2 separate regions of the Homo sapiens genome follow, and region 2 is linked to region 1. The links are chromatin loops, found by intact Hi-C in ENCODE. Cell type or tissue: PC-3. All regions are shown on one strand.

Region 1 (8,000 bases):
TGTCTGGGGCTTCATACTCTACCATCTGGATAATGTCAGTCTCAAAGTGTGCTTTTAAGGTCATGGCAACAAAGTGAGGTAAGGCATTAATACCAAGATCCCTAGTATGGAGCAAACCCAGGACAGAGAGATTGGTCCTGGTGATGTCATTTGGTCATTGAATTAAGCTATGCCTGAAGTCTACACATGCATTTATGCAAACCAATTAGTTCTCTTTTTGTTTAAGCTATTTGGCCTAGGTGCTCAGTTACTTAGAATTTGAAGAGTCCTCAGTGATAAAGTTGTGATGTAGGATTTTTTTCTTTTTAACTGTATTCTGTAAATGTAGTTATTACATAATGAGTTCTTTGCTCCTTGTAATGCTATCAAGAATTATCGTAACCTAGTTTTAATTTACTATTTCTGTCCTCATCTCTTGCTACTTTTGTTCCATGCACATATGCTCCAGCTACATTATTCTACGCTTTGTCTGCAAGCATATAATTACATGCTGTATGATTTTTCATGGTATTCTTTATTTTTTCCTAAAATGCCTTCTACCACCTCATGGCTATCAAAAAACTAGTTAAACACTATGGACAAGCTTAAATATCCACTTATGGGTGATTGTCAGGATCAACCCTCTGAACTGCTGAAATTGTGTTCACATTATTATAATTCAATAATTCGATATTTTTAATGAGTTGAGGGACCCATTTGCTATCACATTAGATAAGGAGCCCCTTGATGGTAAGACCCATATCTGTTAATTTACATGCCCATTATTGAATGCTGGCTGACATTCAATAAATATTTAGTGAATTAATAAACAAATGACCACCTTAAGTGGAAAATAGCAAGATGAATGTAAAGGTTTATAGTCAGCAAACTAGTCAGAGCTCAGCAAATAAATGAAAGAATACAAAGAACTTCCTTGACCTTGAAGTTATCTTTCAGACTTTAAAGGGGCCCTTTCCACTTAAGCAGGCTTGTTATTTTCACAGTTTTATGAAGCAATATGAACCTGTTGGATTTCTTTTCAAAGCATAGTAACTAGACCAGTATTGACATCCTTAAAAAAAAAAACAAATTTTTCTCCACCATTTTATCTTGCCTAATGAAAAACCCATTCATTTAGCCTTTTGGCAATTGTTATAACATGCACTCTGGGATTTTTAAGAATAGTTTTCAAAGGAAACAGAGAGGTGGTTCCTCTCCATTTCATTCTAGCCACAGTTAACCTAAGCATTTAGAAGTTTTCCTTCCAGATTTCTACTGCTTTTATTTCTTTTCCTATGTTCATTCATCACCATAGATGCTATGGTAGGAGAGAAAGCGGTTTCAGTTGCAGAACTTGCTTCCTGTTAATACTTCCATTACAGAACATTTTGGAAACAGATGCAATGACTTAAATATAATAATAAAAGTAAAATAATTATATCCAGACAACTAAAGCCAAGTGAAAATAATTTTGCAAAGTGAATTTTTATTTTCCTCTTCATATAATAGATACATTGATATCAGTCCTTACCTCTCTGCTCACATCCATTAGTTTAATAAATAATATTGGAGATATAATTTGCATGGTAATTTTATGTAAACATGTAGATCACTATGTTTCACCTCCATTGCAAAAACATGACTTATTATTTCATGTATTGTAGTGACGATGCTCTCTAAACATAACAATTTTATATTGAAAGCACATTACATGACATAAAACAGAAATTTGTTTTATTTCACAAATGCCTGCAGCGTAACATATTTCCACGTTATTCAATAGGATCCAGAAGTGTATTTAGGAGATGGCTCACAAAATTCTTTTCACTGGCTTAATAGCTTTTTGAGAGAGGAGACTGGTTCCTAATCATTTTTATTCTATTCACAGCATGAAGTTCACAGTGAGTAATAAAAAGTTTGATCAAATTAATGAACAAATGAACGTATTGTAAAAAATAGTGTTAAAAACACAAAATTGCCAGGCGTGGTGGCTCACGCCTGTAATCCCAGCACTTTGGGAGGCCAAGGCGGGCAAATCACGAGGTCAGAGATCGAGACCATCCTATCCTGGCTAACATGGTGAAACCCCGTCTCTACTAAAAATACAAAAATTAGCTGGGCATGGTGGCGGACGCCTGTAGTCCCAGCTACTCGGGAGGCTGAGGCAGGAGGATGGCGTGAACCCGGGAGGTGGAGCTTGCAGTGAGCCAAGATCGCGCCACTGCACTCCAGCCTGGGCGACAGAGCAAGACTCTGTCTCAAAAAAAAAAAAAAAAAAAAAAGAAAAAAGAAAAGAAAAAACAAAAAACACAAAATTTGGGAACAAACTGAGCTTTAGTAAGCATTGTCTATAAATATTTGAGGGAACAGAAATGAGAAGCCAACATTGGTGAGAGCACCACCCAATAAAGAGCTTGATAGATATAGTCACCGGAGAAACTTATTTTAATGTTTCAAAGGTATCAAAACAATAAATGAAACCAAATAAAACTTAAAAATAACAACCAAAAGGAAAGTCTTCAGTCTCCACGCAGTGCTTTGATGTAATATATTTATGTTTTCTTCCTCCTCAGGCCTCACTAAAATAGTTGCATAGGATGGTACAGTTCTTTCTCTTAAAGTACTTCTGTACTAGGTAATTTTTTTAAGTCTCTTCTATATATAATTTATTTAAAGATATAAAGGGCCTCTAGGGCTCTCAGGGACCTCCATGTTTTGGCAAGGAAGAGAATGAAAACAGAAGGTTCCTAAAATTATGGAAACTATTTTTTGGGTAACTTAAAGCAAAACAAAACAAATGAACAACAAACAAAAGTAGAGAGATATAAAAGATATCCCTGAAACTGTTTAATCTGGTGACCTTTCTTTACAGACCAAAAGAGCACTTCTTTTCTAAGATTGACATAAATGCATAAATTGTGCATCCTAAACCTTACTGGAGTTATCTAATTCTACTATAATGTCACTTCCAATTATGGGACAAAAAAAGTCAAATCTTATTCTTGCACTTCCTGGTAGAGATATTTTTCACCTGTATCAGGGCCTAGAATTGAAACTGGAAAATAAGCTACAATAGAAACTGAACTATGAAATTGAACTACAGAGTACAGAAGCCAGCTCAGAATACAATTCGTCTGTTTTTACCAAAAACCATGTTCCTGGGAACATACACCTGTTTGCATGCTAAGAATCTTGAAATTTAAAAAAAAAGCATGATAAAATTTAGGAAGAGGACAATTTTTTTTTCACCATTCCCCAAATCTATTGGCCATTTACTCCCCCAATTAGTTTTTCCAAACAACTTTAGAAGATCAACACAAGGTTCAATTGATTATCCTACTTAGATAAGGAATTGTAAATTATTAAGTTTGGCTTTGAGACTTCACTTTACATTTGCACATTTATACTTACATATATACCCATATCTAAAAAATTGCTTTCATTTTTAAAATAATCCCACAGTCAAGTAGTACACCATCATCCAAGCAAGACTGCTTGTGTGAAGATAGACACCTGGTGGTCAATATGTAGAACTGCAGCTCAGGAAAGACCTAGATTTCTTTGAGGTTGTCTCTTGTTTTTTCCCCATTTCCCACTGCTTTCTGGGTACAGATTGCTGTTGATGGTGGACATACTGCAGCTGTGTGTGAGTGAGTCTCAAGTTCAAGTCAAGAGATTTCCAGAACAGTTACATCAACTCCATGAAAGCTTCAGGTCACAAGTTTTCTGAATTATTTGGAGAGCCAACCAATGTAGCATGCTAAGAATTTTTAAAAGTTACTAAAATCTCTTAAGCAAGAAGTTGAACAGGAGCCTCAGTGTTTGGGAGTAAGGGTTAATCTCCACCTACAAATTTCTGCATTTCCTCTGTCAGGATAATAAGCTTCTGTTTCCTTTGGGGAAGAAAAAAGAAGTGTCGATTCCTTTGTCACCACAAAAGCAAGCATTTTGAGCTTTTAAATATGGCCCTGCCCCTGAACCGACCCTGCCTCGTGTCTAAGTGCTTTTCTCCAAATTGAACCTCACAAGACAAAAATACATAACTTAAAGAAATGGCAAGCTAAAATCTCTCTATTTTTTTGTTACTCCTGGCTATTAATTTTATTCTCTTCAATTTTTAAGTCTTGAGATAAGCTTCTGGAAGCAGATACAGAATAGTTTCTAACTTTCTCAGAGTACACTTGGTTTTAGACAGGGAGTGGAATCATAGCATGGGTTCTCACTCTACTTGCATCGGTAAAGGAGGAGGAAAGACATGCATCAGAAGGACAAATGTGTGAGTTGGCTCTATGTCTGATGAAGTGACACACTACAGTGCCGGAGATGCCCTGATTTCCCATTAAGCTACTACAGAGAAAGGCATAGCTTAGTCGCATGGGCTGAATTCCTTATGGTACAATTATAGGCACAGTCACACCTGAAATGACCAGACATCGTGGTCAGAATGCCCTTTGCTTAACTTCTATTGGGCCTTTGCTCTGTGCCAGCCACTGTGCACAGGCTGCCCCAAATCATGCCACAAGCCCTGTCTTTCTTCTTGTTTCCAGTTGGCCCAGATGGACACACAGCATCCCAGTCCTGGCAAGCAGAGGGCTGGGGTGTCCTTGCTTGGGTCTAACCCTGGCCTCCCATCCTGTTTCTAACCGATGTGTGTACTCATATACATACATCATCATGTGAAAGTCAAGGCCTTCTCCAATATTTAGAGGCTGACTGGTCAGTAGTTTTATCACCAGAAAGAAGAATGGGAAAAGATATCAAGAAACCTCCTTTGTCATGAGAGAAACATATTAATTTGGATTGAATAATGTAGTAAATATAGTGACCCCTCTTTCCATCCTCAGTCAAATTAATGTGAACTTCTGGCCAGGTTTGGGGACACTGGAAGAAGACTTCCTCGTTGCGACTATGAGAACTATCATATCACAAGAACCATTTAAATGTCAGATGCACAATCCTCTTTCTGAAACCCTTGTGAACAAATCCACTATTCAGAATTCAGAATTTTCAGACGGTAGATATGTAACACAGTCTATACATTGAATATTGTGGAATACTCTGATCAGGGACTGGAGTAGGACCCCTAATTCAACACATGAAGAGTTCTATTACTGAATGTGTGGTGGTCACATCAGTAGGGATAAAATAAACAAAAGTAGTCTCGCATTGGTTCAGATCAGGCATTATCATCATATGATTCTAGCACACATGAAAAAACACTTGCTTATCAGACTATTTTTGAATATTTGATGGTGGATAGCAGACTGCGGTTCTGCCTGTGTGTGATGCAAGAGACATTCCCAGGCATGCAGCCCTGTCCAGAAGGCTCCTACAACTCTCCAAAATCAATAGGGCAAACTACACCACCAAGAAGGAAATCTATTATCAAGTAGCCCATTTTCTTTGTTCATCAAAAGGCAATGTATTCATCATAAAACTGTAAAACTTTTAGAAGAAAACATAGAAAAATATCTTCATTATCTGGGATTAGGAAAGGAATTTTAAATGATGCAAAAGCATGATACAAAAAAGAAAAAATGAAATTTTATCAAAATCAAAAACTTTTGCTCTGCTAAATCACTTCCAAGAGAATAAAAAGACAAGCCACAGACTAAAAGAAAATATTTTCAAATCTCCTATCTAACAGAGAACTTTATATCCAGATTACATAACAAACTCTCAAAACTCAACAATAAGAAATCAAATAACCCAATTAAAAATGAACAAAGAGATTGAACAGATGCTTCACCAAAGAAGACACAGGAGACTCCCCCACCATCGCCTCCTTAACCACAGGGGATACATTTCAAGACCCCCAGTGGATGCTTGAAACTGTGGATCGTACTGAACCCTAAATAACTACTCATAATAAAACAATTATAATAATTTACTATAATAAAAGTTATGTGAATGTGGTCTCTCCCTCATCTCATACTGCACTCACTCTTCTTCTTGTGATGATGTGAGATGATAAAATGACTATGCGATGGATGTGGTGACAGTAATCTGATAAGTGAGATGCCTACTCAGTGACTAACAGGCAAGTAGCCTATACAGCATGAATACACTGGACAGAGGGGATTCATGTCCCACGGAGCAGGGCTGCGCAAGATTTCATCACACTGCTCAGAACAGTGTGCAGTTTAAAACTTACGAATTGTTTGTTTCTGGAATTTTCTATTTAATATTTTCAGGACACAGTTGACTGCTGGTAACTGAAACTGCAAAAAGAAAAACCTTGGATAAGAGGGGACTGCTGTATAAAGTACGAGAAAAGATGTTTAATACCACAAGCCATTAAGGTAATGTGAATTTAAACAACAGTGAGCTACAACCACACACCTATCAGAATGTCCAAAATAAGGGCAGGCGTGGTGGCTCACACCTGTAATCCCAGCACTTTGGGAGGCCGAGGCAGGTGGATCAGCTGATGTCAGGAGTTCAAAACCAGCCTGGCCAAGAAGGTGAAACCCTATCTCTACTAAAAATAGAAAAAGAAAAAAAAATAGCTGGGCGTGGTGGCGCACGCCTGTAATCCCAGCTACTCTGGAGGCTAAGGCAGGAGAATTGCTTGAACGCGGGAGGCAGAGGTTGCAGTGAGCCAAGATCGCACCACTGCACTCCAGCCTGGGCAACAGAGAGACTCCGTCAAAAAAAAAGAATGTCCAAAATAAATACTGACAACACAGAGTGTTGACAAGGATGCTGAGTAAGTAGAATTCACATACATGATGGCTGGAATTGGAAAATGCTACAGCAACTCTGGATAATAGCTTGGCAGTTTCCTTATAAAGTGAAACATACATCTACGCTATAACTCCACAAGGCCGATCCTGAGTATTTACCCCAGGAAAATGAAAATGTATGTTCACATGAAACTGATAAACAAAACTTCAGAGTAGCTTTTTTTTTTTTTTTTTTTTTTTTTTTACACAGTAGCTTCAAACTGAAAATAACTTGAATGTCCCTCAATGAGTGAAAGGGTAAATAAACTGTGATACCACATATGATGGAACACTATTCAGTCATAAAAAAGAACAACTTAGATAACTCTGTGCTGAGTAAGAGATGCCAGTTTCAAAAGACAAAAGCACAATGGTGGAGAAGAGATTAGTGATTGCCAGGGATTATGGTGGAGGGAGGGGTGAATATAAAGGGACAGCATGGGGAAGCTTTGGGGGGTTATGGCACTGTTTCGTATCCTCTTTGTGGTGGTTACACAAATCTATACATATGTGGAAATCCATAGAGCTGTACATCAAAGAAAAAAGTCAACTTTACTATAGGATAATTTGGAAAATAATTTTTTTAAAGGCCAATGCATTCCTATTTGACTTTTCTATTCACAGTTTGTTGTCAATCTCTTCTTTACTGAACTGATGACATCCTGTTTTCACTAACACTGCTTGCCTGGCGGGGAGATATGAGGCATGTGTGAGGCATTGCAGATACAAAGATGAGTCAGGCAGAGGCTCATGCACAGGGCTCACCACCTGGGCAAGGAAATGAGACAGGGAAGTGAAGAGACGTCAACAATTTATGCTACAGAAATTCAAGGGGTGAGAAATCCCTGATCACTATGGGAAGTGTAAGCACAAAGCGTGTTTTCTTAACTCAACCAAGAAGGAATAATTGGTTCTGTTTACTGTTTCCTTACCAAATATATTTTTTGGTAATTTTGAAGACTCCCTTGCTTTGACCAAAAAATATTAAATTTAAAAATCTCATTAGTTGATAGGAACAGTGCCTGCTGGGTTGTAAATTTATTGAAACATGGCCTGTCCTAACCAGCACTCTGACACATAGAAGTCCCGTCACTCATTATATAAATCCATTTATTAAATAAATGGATGAAAGATAACATCATGAGCACAATATTTGAATCATTGCTAGTCATTGCGGTATTATTTTGTATTTAGTTGTCATATTCATCAGTATAGCTTCTGTCATAGTCATTTGGAGATGAAACATATTTTAATTAATATGTGCCCACTTCATTCTGAGGCTCTGTAGGTGGCACT
Region 2 (8,000 bases), 400 kb before region 1:
GACCACAAATGGAGTAAACTGTTCTGTTGATCTTTTTTTCTGCTAGTTTGCTGATAACATATTTCAGTTTGAAATATGATTGGACCTTTTGATGTAAGAGTTGGGACTTAACCAGGGAAAAATTTATATAACCTGATCTGGATTTCATCATATTCAGTGAGTTTGTGAAAGGACATTTTTTTTTTTTACATGTGTCACATCGATTGACTATCTCTCCAAGCTCTCCTGGGTAGTGACTTATTTTTATTTCATTTGGTGTCATGTTTTCCTTTCTCTGTATGTCCTCTCTATGGCTGATGAGCAGTAAGTTAGGCCACGGAGTTTAGGGGAACAATGGTTCAATCTCCAGGTAAGTTTCTTCAGTCTCACTCTATACAGTCAGCACTGGCCAGCTCCCTAGACAAAGTGTATGAGATCATCCCAAGTCAAACCATGGGGGTACTGTGGTTGACCCCGGTAAGCCATCCCACTTCTGCAAAAACCAATCCAAGCAGAGGCTGTACTGATAACAAATATGTTACACCTTCTTTGGGTGTAGACCAGAGTGCATTTTTAATGTCTGTGTTTCTAAGCCTGCTGTCCAGAAGATCTTCTATTCATGACACTTTCCAAGATCTGTTCTTTCTCAGAAACTGGATTTAGTTATTGCACTCTACAATAATGTTAGGCTGGAGAAAAATTGTAGATTTGTTTGCAAGGAATGTGGTGTCAATCGATTGAGGGCAATTTGCATGCAATCCTAAAGTTTAAGTCAGGTTTTAATTTTGATTTGGTGATACATCTTTGAAAATGCTCAATTTTTACTTTGTCTGATAAGTATGCTTCTGTCCTTTGAAAAGTAACTCCATCTTTGTATGAGTCATTCTACCCTTTTATTGTTTTCAGTGTGACTCCTAAGTACTGGACACTCAGTAAGGACTTATTGATGGTTATAATGTTTCATAGAATATTTGCATAAATGATCTTTGTAGAAAACAAATTGAACTTTTCCATTGAAACAATATTATGTCATATTAGCATTAAGAGGCACTTCATAAAAAAATTTTAGTTAACACTAACTGAGCATCCAATCTACTTTCTGTTTGTTGAAGCATTTATGGTTCCTACTCAAGACAAGAAAAATAACAAGGAAAGAAATAACTCTGAATACAGAACATTTTATTACAAAAATAAAAAAATGAGAGCATATCTGTTAGCTCTTGCCAACTTTTGAAGTATGGATTCTATTTGTCTTTATTACAGTGTATTCCCATAGTGACTTTTCCCTATTTATTAATTTTTGAATGTTACTATAAAACAGAGATATGTGCCTACTGGAAATAGTCAAAGCTATTTCAAGAAACTTTACAAATGAGAAAAATATACCAACACATCTTTGAACTATTCTGTCAATAAATTAGGAGCTATGCAATTATTTTATATCTCCTTATAGTTCTTTTTGAAAAAAAGTCATATGCATTATCACAATAAAATGTCCTGTTAAAACTATAATAATTGTGATGACTCATAGATACGTGATTCTTCTTATTAAGAAAAAAAGGACAGGAAATCCAATATAAATGAGCTGTTTTCCTCAGTAGTGTAATAAAACTTGGATACTGGTATATGAATTTTTGATTATATCATCCACTGATAATCTCTGGCTCATTTCCTCCCAGTGAAGAATCAGTCTCCTTCCTCCCTGCACCAGCCCCCTTTGGCCACTAACATTTTAGCAACCCTACTCCCTCAGATGGGGAGGAGGCCTCCCAGTCACAGCCACCACAGTACAATATATTTTAAGGGCTGTAAATTTTCACCGTCAGATTTGAGCCAAGGGTGTTAAGCTCCAGAAGATACACATCTGCTTCCTACTCAGATGGTCTTTGTTGTGCTTCTTGGTAGAGGGAGAGTTGTAATGCCACAAGAATAAATCCCAAATGGGGTGTGTGTTTGCAGGGGGGTGGTAAATTATGGTGTTTTCAAAAGAAGTGCTCATGACTGCAAATATATCTAGCCTCAATTCTGCTCTTAAATTCTCTGTTTCTTTTCAGAGTTACATGATAATATTTTATTGCTCTTTAATGAACAGAGTGAGTCACTATTAAATTTCAAAAGTGAAAAATTATTTTGTAACCTGAGTCACAACCCCTGAATGTATCTCGTTTCTAAGTTTGGATTTCCAAATGTCAGGTTTTTCTAAATAGGATCACATGAATACAGGACCAGAATATAAAAGAAATGTCTAAGCAACTACTTGGGAAGGGTGGCTATAGTCCATGCCAATATATCCAGCTCATGAGTGTTTATTAAACACCCACAAGTTTGATCAAAGAATACTTAGTGTTAGATGTATCTTAATGTTCTCACTACTCTCATACCTTGTTAACCAAGAGGGAAAGATGATAGACCAATTTCAAACCTAGCAGAAATGTGAACAGATAAATATAGTAAATCCTCAATTTACAAATGAGCTTTGTTCCAAATTGTTTGTAACTGGTTCATCTGGAACTGTCCTTGCATTTTCCCATAGAGACAAAATTATAAATGGTAGTTAGGTTTCCTAGCCAGCCCAGAGAATATACTTAAGCCCTATGCAGCTGAACACTAGCATTAGAGAACTTGATCGCCAAGTTTCTGTGGAAATATGCATTTATTTATTTACTCAAATATGACTTGAGTGTTCACCTGATTGGAATACAGAGACACCCTTAGCCTCTGATGATGGGGCATCATGGTCTAATCAGGCAGTGATTGCCCATTCCTTAGTGTCTGGGTGGAAGATAACATAGTGTGTTACTTGGATACATAGGACAGTAAGCTGGAGGTGGAGGGGGTCAGGCAGGACTCTCAGAGGATGCCTGAGATGATTTTGTTTTGCTGGGAGAGAAGGATGGAATCAAGAATGGAAGTTGCTTTGGGTATGGGGAGGGGCAGGAGCATGAAAGCTTAAAATAGCTTAGCCCATTAAGGGCAAGTGGGGAGGTTGATTATCAGATAAGTGAGGGCTAGACTAATATGGATTGCCACATATGGGTTTGTATGTTCCATTTGAAGATGGGATTTCAAGTAGAAGACTGATACGATCATATTTACACTTCAAAACTTCATTTGGTCTCTGTATTAATACTGGATAGAAGAAGCCACCAGCACTGGATAAAAGAAAGCCTCAGAGCCTGCTGGAATTATCTGAGGGAAAATTGATGAGGCACTAGGGCAGGGTAGATGGGGAAGGAGAAGAAGAGATGGTTTACTGGTAGTAGGGTGTTCAATTTGACAGCACCTGAAACAGACTGGATTTTGGTGAAGGAGAACACTGGATGAATAGAAATAGCAATGCTGTACACACATGCACACACGAGGAAATGATGGGAGACAGATTTGGGAGGAGGAGGAGCTCAGTTACAGATGTGTATTTGGGTCATGACTCCACTCAGAGGGTTGGGGATGAGAGCTGGCACTCAGGAGCATCTAGAAAGGAGATCCAGAAGGTGAAAAGAAAGACAATTAGAGTGAATAAGGAGAGTCTAGAGGGGCAGCCAGGGATGCTGGACCATAGCCAGAAGACAGCAGTAGTACCCAGAAGTCAAGATGGTAAGAAATTTCAGAGAAGACAAGAGAGTGGATGGTGCAGAGACCAAGACTGAGAAATTAACATTGGAGTTAGCAGTTGGAAAGACACTGGTGTCCCAGATTCCAGTTTGGTGGAGAGGTGCTGCAGCCCTGAGGGGAGGTGAGCTTGAAGATGGTATATGGTGTGTGTGTGCATGTGTGTGTGTGTGCATGTGTGTGTGTGCGTGTGTGTGTGTGTGCATGTGTGTGAGAGCACTATTCCAGTGGAGGAGAAACCCAGTGGATGTGTCCTTGTGGTGATTAGCTGTGGAAGATGGGCAGGGCTACAGACACAAGTTATCAATAAGCTGCTAAACAACTTATCAGTCATGGTGTTACTATTACCAAAAGGACCACATTTTAACAAATTTTAAATGTGCTTCATCTCTTATCACCTTCCCACCATGTCCCTCCGCATTAGAATGCTGTCTCCACCCTTCAAAAGACCCTCTACCTTGTGCTCTTTCACTCCTCCATGCCCTGCACACGTGGTTTCATCTGTCATGAATGTCCTATGCCTCTATGCCTAGCTAGCTGTCTTTCTAAACCACCCAGCCCAAAGGCTGCCTCCTCAGGAAAGCCTCTGGTAATGCCCATGACAAAGTAGTTTCTCCTGTCTCTACTCCCTCAGTGCTCTGCTCACACTTTTGGTAAATAATAGAATGCAGCTTAAAATTACATCTCTCTCCCTTTCTGGATGGTGAATTTCAAAAACATGTTGATTCAGCTGTTCTGCGTGCCTAGTCCAGTGCTCAGCCCATGATGAGAGCTCAGGGTTTGTTTAGTGACAAGCCTTTGGCAAACTCAAAAGTTAGTTGTAAAAACTATTGGTCAGGAATGATGGACCCAAGCCTAACTGACCTGAAGCTATTGTGAAAATGGTAAAAACCAAATCCTCAGCTTTTTGGGCAGGTATATTAAGGGAGGGTGCCAAAATGCTGTCAAAGCTTTTATGTTAAGAAGTTGCATAGGTTCCTAGAGCTATGTCTTCAGTGACACTGGGCAGCCAGGATGACTCATGACCCTCGATTTAAGCATCTGGAAGAGTCAGTTTTATTTTCGGAGAAACTCTGTGTCACCTTTAGTAAAAAAAGAAAGGTACACGAGGCCTTGGCAAGAAGATCTATTTCATAAATCTGTAAAATAAATGAAGCTCTTTGGGGACATTAACTCTTCTATAACCTCTCTCGATGAGTTTGGAAAGTATTTATTATGAGATGGAGCCAATTTCAAAGTGAAGCTGAGAGAATTTTCTTTCCTGAGCTCCTCCTGGAACAGTTACGTTTAGTGATGCTAATCTATGATGATGACTCAGTGACAGGAAGTGACATTGGTCATGCGTTGGCCCCAAACAGTACTTGAGGGGAGGGAGGAGGCCAGAGGACTAAAATCCTGTGTGGTTTTCCCAGTGTTTTTACCTACATGATTGTCATCTTTCCTTTTGAATCTGTCCAGAAATTGTCAGTGAAATGAAAGATCAGTGTTACATATCATTTGGGTTTTTGGCACCAGGGATGTTTGCTTTATTTTGGGTTATATTAAATACAATTAAAATGCACTAATGGTATTATAAAAGTTTTGATTTTAAACAGTGAACTAGGAAATCATTGCAAAAAAGAGTATTACGCATGACATTAGAATATGGGGCTCCAGTTTCAGATTTTTTACTTATATCTGTATGACTTTCAGTGAGTGCATTTAACTTCTTCAAGTCTTATGACCTTACTAATGAAATATGGTAGTAACACCACATCTCAGCAGCATTCATGGAGTGCTTACTATGTGCTTGGCACTGCTTTACACGGGTTAGTTTTCCTCAATCCCTTTGATGTAGGTGTGATTGTTATCCATTGTACAGATGAGGAAATTTAAGTTTGCGGAGTACGTATACCATACTGGGATTCAAATCCAAGACTTTGTGATTCTATTACCAAGTTCCCAACTGCTCTTTTATTTTTATTTTAAAAAAACTTTTATTTTAGGTTTAGGGGTACATGTGCAGGTTTATTATATAGGTAAACTTGTGTCATGGGGGTTTGATATACAGATTATTTCATCACCCAAGTGCTAAGCCTACTACCCATTAGTTACCTTTTCCTGCTCCTCTCCCTCCCCGTACCCTCCACCCTCTGGTAGGCCTCAGTGTCTGTTGTTCCCTTCTTTGTGTCCATGTGTTCTTATCATTTAGCTCCCACTTATAAGTAAGGATATGTGGTATTTGATTTTCTGTTCCTGCAGTAGTATGACAAGGATAATGGTCTCTAGCTCTATCATTCCTGCAAAGAACATGATCTCCTTTTTTATAACTGCATAGTATTCCATGGTGTATATGTACCACATTTTTTTATCCAGTCTTCCATTGATGGACATTTAGGTTGATTCCACGTCTTTGCTATTGTGATAATGATGCAATGAATATACACATGCATATGTCTTTATGATAGACCAATTTATATCCTTTCGGTAAATACCCAGTAATGGGATATTGGGTTGAACATTATTTCTGTTGTTAGGTCTTTAAGGAATTGCCACACTGTCTTCAGCAATGGCTGAATTAATTTAGACTCCCACCAACAGTGTGTAAGCATTTCTTTTTCTCTACAACATCGCCAGCATCTGTTATTTTTTGACTTCTTAATAATAGCCATTCTGACTGATGTGAGATAGTATCTTATTGTGGTTTTGATTTGCATTTCTCTAATGATCAGTGATGTTGAGCTTTTTTTCATATGTTTGTTGGCTGCATGTAGGTCTTCTTTTGAGAATTATCTGTTCATGTCCTTTGCCCACTTTTAATGCGGTTGTTTTATTTTCTTGTAAATTTGTTTAAGTGCCTTATAGATGCTGGATATTAGACCTTTGTCAGATGCATGGCTTGCCAAACTTTTCTCCCATTCTGTCAGCTGTCAGTTTGCTCTTTTAATGGTTTCTTTTGCTGTGCAGAAGCTCTTTAGTTCAACTAGATTCAATTTTCCAATTTTTGTTTTTGTTGCAATTGCTTTTGTTGTCTTTGTCATGAAATCTTTGCCCTTTCCTATGCCCAGAATTGTGTTGTGTAGGTTGTCTTCGAGAGTTTTTATGGTTTTGGGTTTTACAAGTCTTTAATCCATCTTGAGTTAATTTTTGTATATGGTATAAGGAAAAGGTCCAGTTTCAATCTTCTGCATATGGCTAGCCAGTTATGCCAGCACCATTTATTGAATGAGTCTTTTCCTCATTGCTTGCTTTTGTCAGCTGTGTTGAAGATCAGATGGTTGCAGGTGTTCTCTATTTCTGGGTTCTCTATTTTGTTCCGTTGTTGTATGTGTCTGTTTTTGTACCAGTACCATGCTGCTTTGGTTACTGTAGTCCTGTGGTATATTTTGAAGTTGGGTAGTATGATGCTTCCTGCTTTGTTCTTTTTGCTTAGCACTGCCTTTGCTATTTGGGCTCTTTTTTGGTTCCATATGAATTTTAAAATATAATAGTTTTTTTCTAATTCTGTGAAAAATGTCATTGGTAGTTTGATAGGAATAGCATTGAATCTATAAATCGCTTTGGGCAGTATGGCCATTTAAATGATATTGATTCTTCTTCCCCATGAGTATGGAATGTTTTATCATTTGTTTGTGTCATCTCTAATTTCTTTGAACAGTGTTTTGTAGTTCTCACTGTAGAGATCTTTCACCTTTCTTGTTAGCTGTATTCCTGGATTTTTTTTTTCTTTTTTTGTGGCAATTGTGTGTGGGATTTTGTTCCTGATTTGGCTCTTGGCTTGGCTGTTAGTGGTGTACAGAATTGCTAGTAATTTTTGTACATTGATTTTGTATCCTGAAACTTTGCTGAAGTTACAGTTTGAGGAGCTTTTGGGCTGATACTTTTGGGTTTTCTAGATATAGAATCATGTCAGCTGCAAACAGGGATAGTTTGATTTCCTCTCTTCCGATTTGGATGGGCTTTATTTCTTTCTCTTTCTTGATTGGCCTGGCCAGGACTTCCAATACTACTTTGAATATCAGGAGTGGTGAGAGAGGGCATCCTTGTCTTGTGCCAATTTTCAAGGGAAATGCTCCCCACTATCGCCCATTCAGTATGATGTTGGCTGTGGGTTTGTCATAGACGGCTCTCTTTATTTTGAGGTATGCTCCATCAATATCTAGTTTCTAACTACTGTTTTTAATTTTGCACATAATAAACTAAAAATCTTGATGTAAACACGAAGTATTATCAAGCACTAAGTTGTTTTTGATTGAAAGTCATTCTTGAATGTCACTTATCTCAGCCTCCTCCCTTCTTCCACTAAGTCTGGGACATTTCTCCCACACAAATTGGGTAGAAATTGCATGGGCTGCTGCTTCTCCCTCTGCTTTTCCAAATACCAAAGGGCTGCTGAGACTGACCAGTATATGAAACATGACATCCCCAGGTGG

What was found. Hi-C counts contacts between places; a loop is a spot of excess contacts. Peaks named below come from ENCODE experiments on the same cell type or tissue, not always from the same donor. Only the 100,000 strongest peaks of a DNase experiment are listed, where the experiment ranks them.
Region 2: it touches region 1 in a loop (3-fold over the local background); 5 of 110 quality-filtered maps call a loop at or near these places.

Annotation. Positions count from the first base shown.
Region 1 is chr1:221,432,116-221,440,115 of GRCh38, forward strand. All of the region lies in intron 3 of LOC105372932 (a long non-coding RNA gene), which reads left to right. Among named protein-coding and RNA genes, the nearest start is that of LINC02817, 100 kb to the left of the region's middle. RefSeq lists an enhancer at 7,589-8,000. In PC-3, a CTCF peak has its summit at 3,492 (motif pointing left); DNase peaks (open chromatin) are centred at 3,496, 6,006 and 7,446; H3K4me3 peaks cover 483 bases; H3K27ac peaks cover 3,487 bases.
Region 2 is chr1:221,031,154-221,039,153 of GRCh38, forward strand. No RefSeq gene overlaps it. Among named protein-coding and RNA genes, the nearest start is that of HLX-AS1, 160 kb to the left of the region's middle. In PC-3, no CTCF peak of the experiment used is centred here; DNase peaks (open chromatin) are centred at 1,658, 4,608 and 4,918; H3K4me3 peaks cover 1,731 bases; H3K27ac peaks cover 4,450 bases.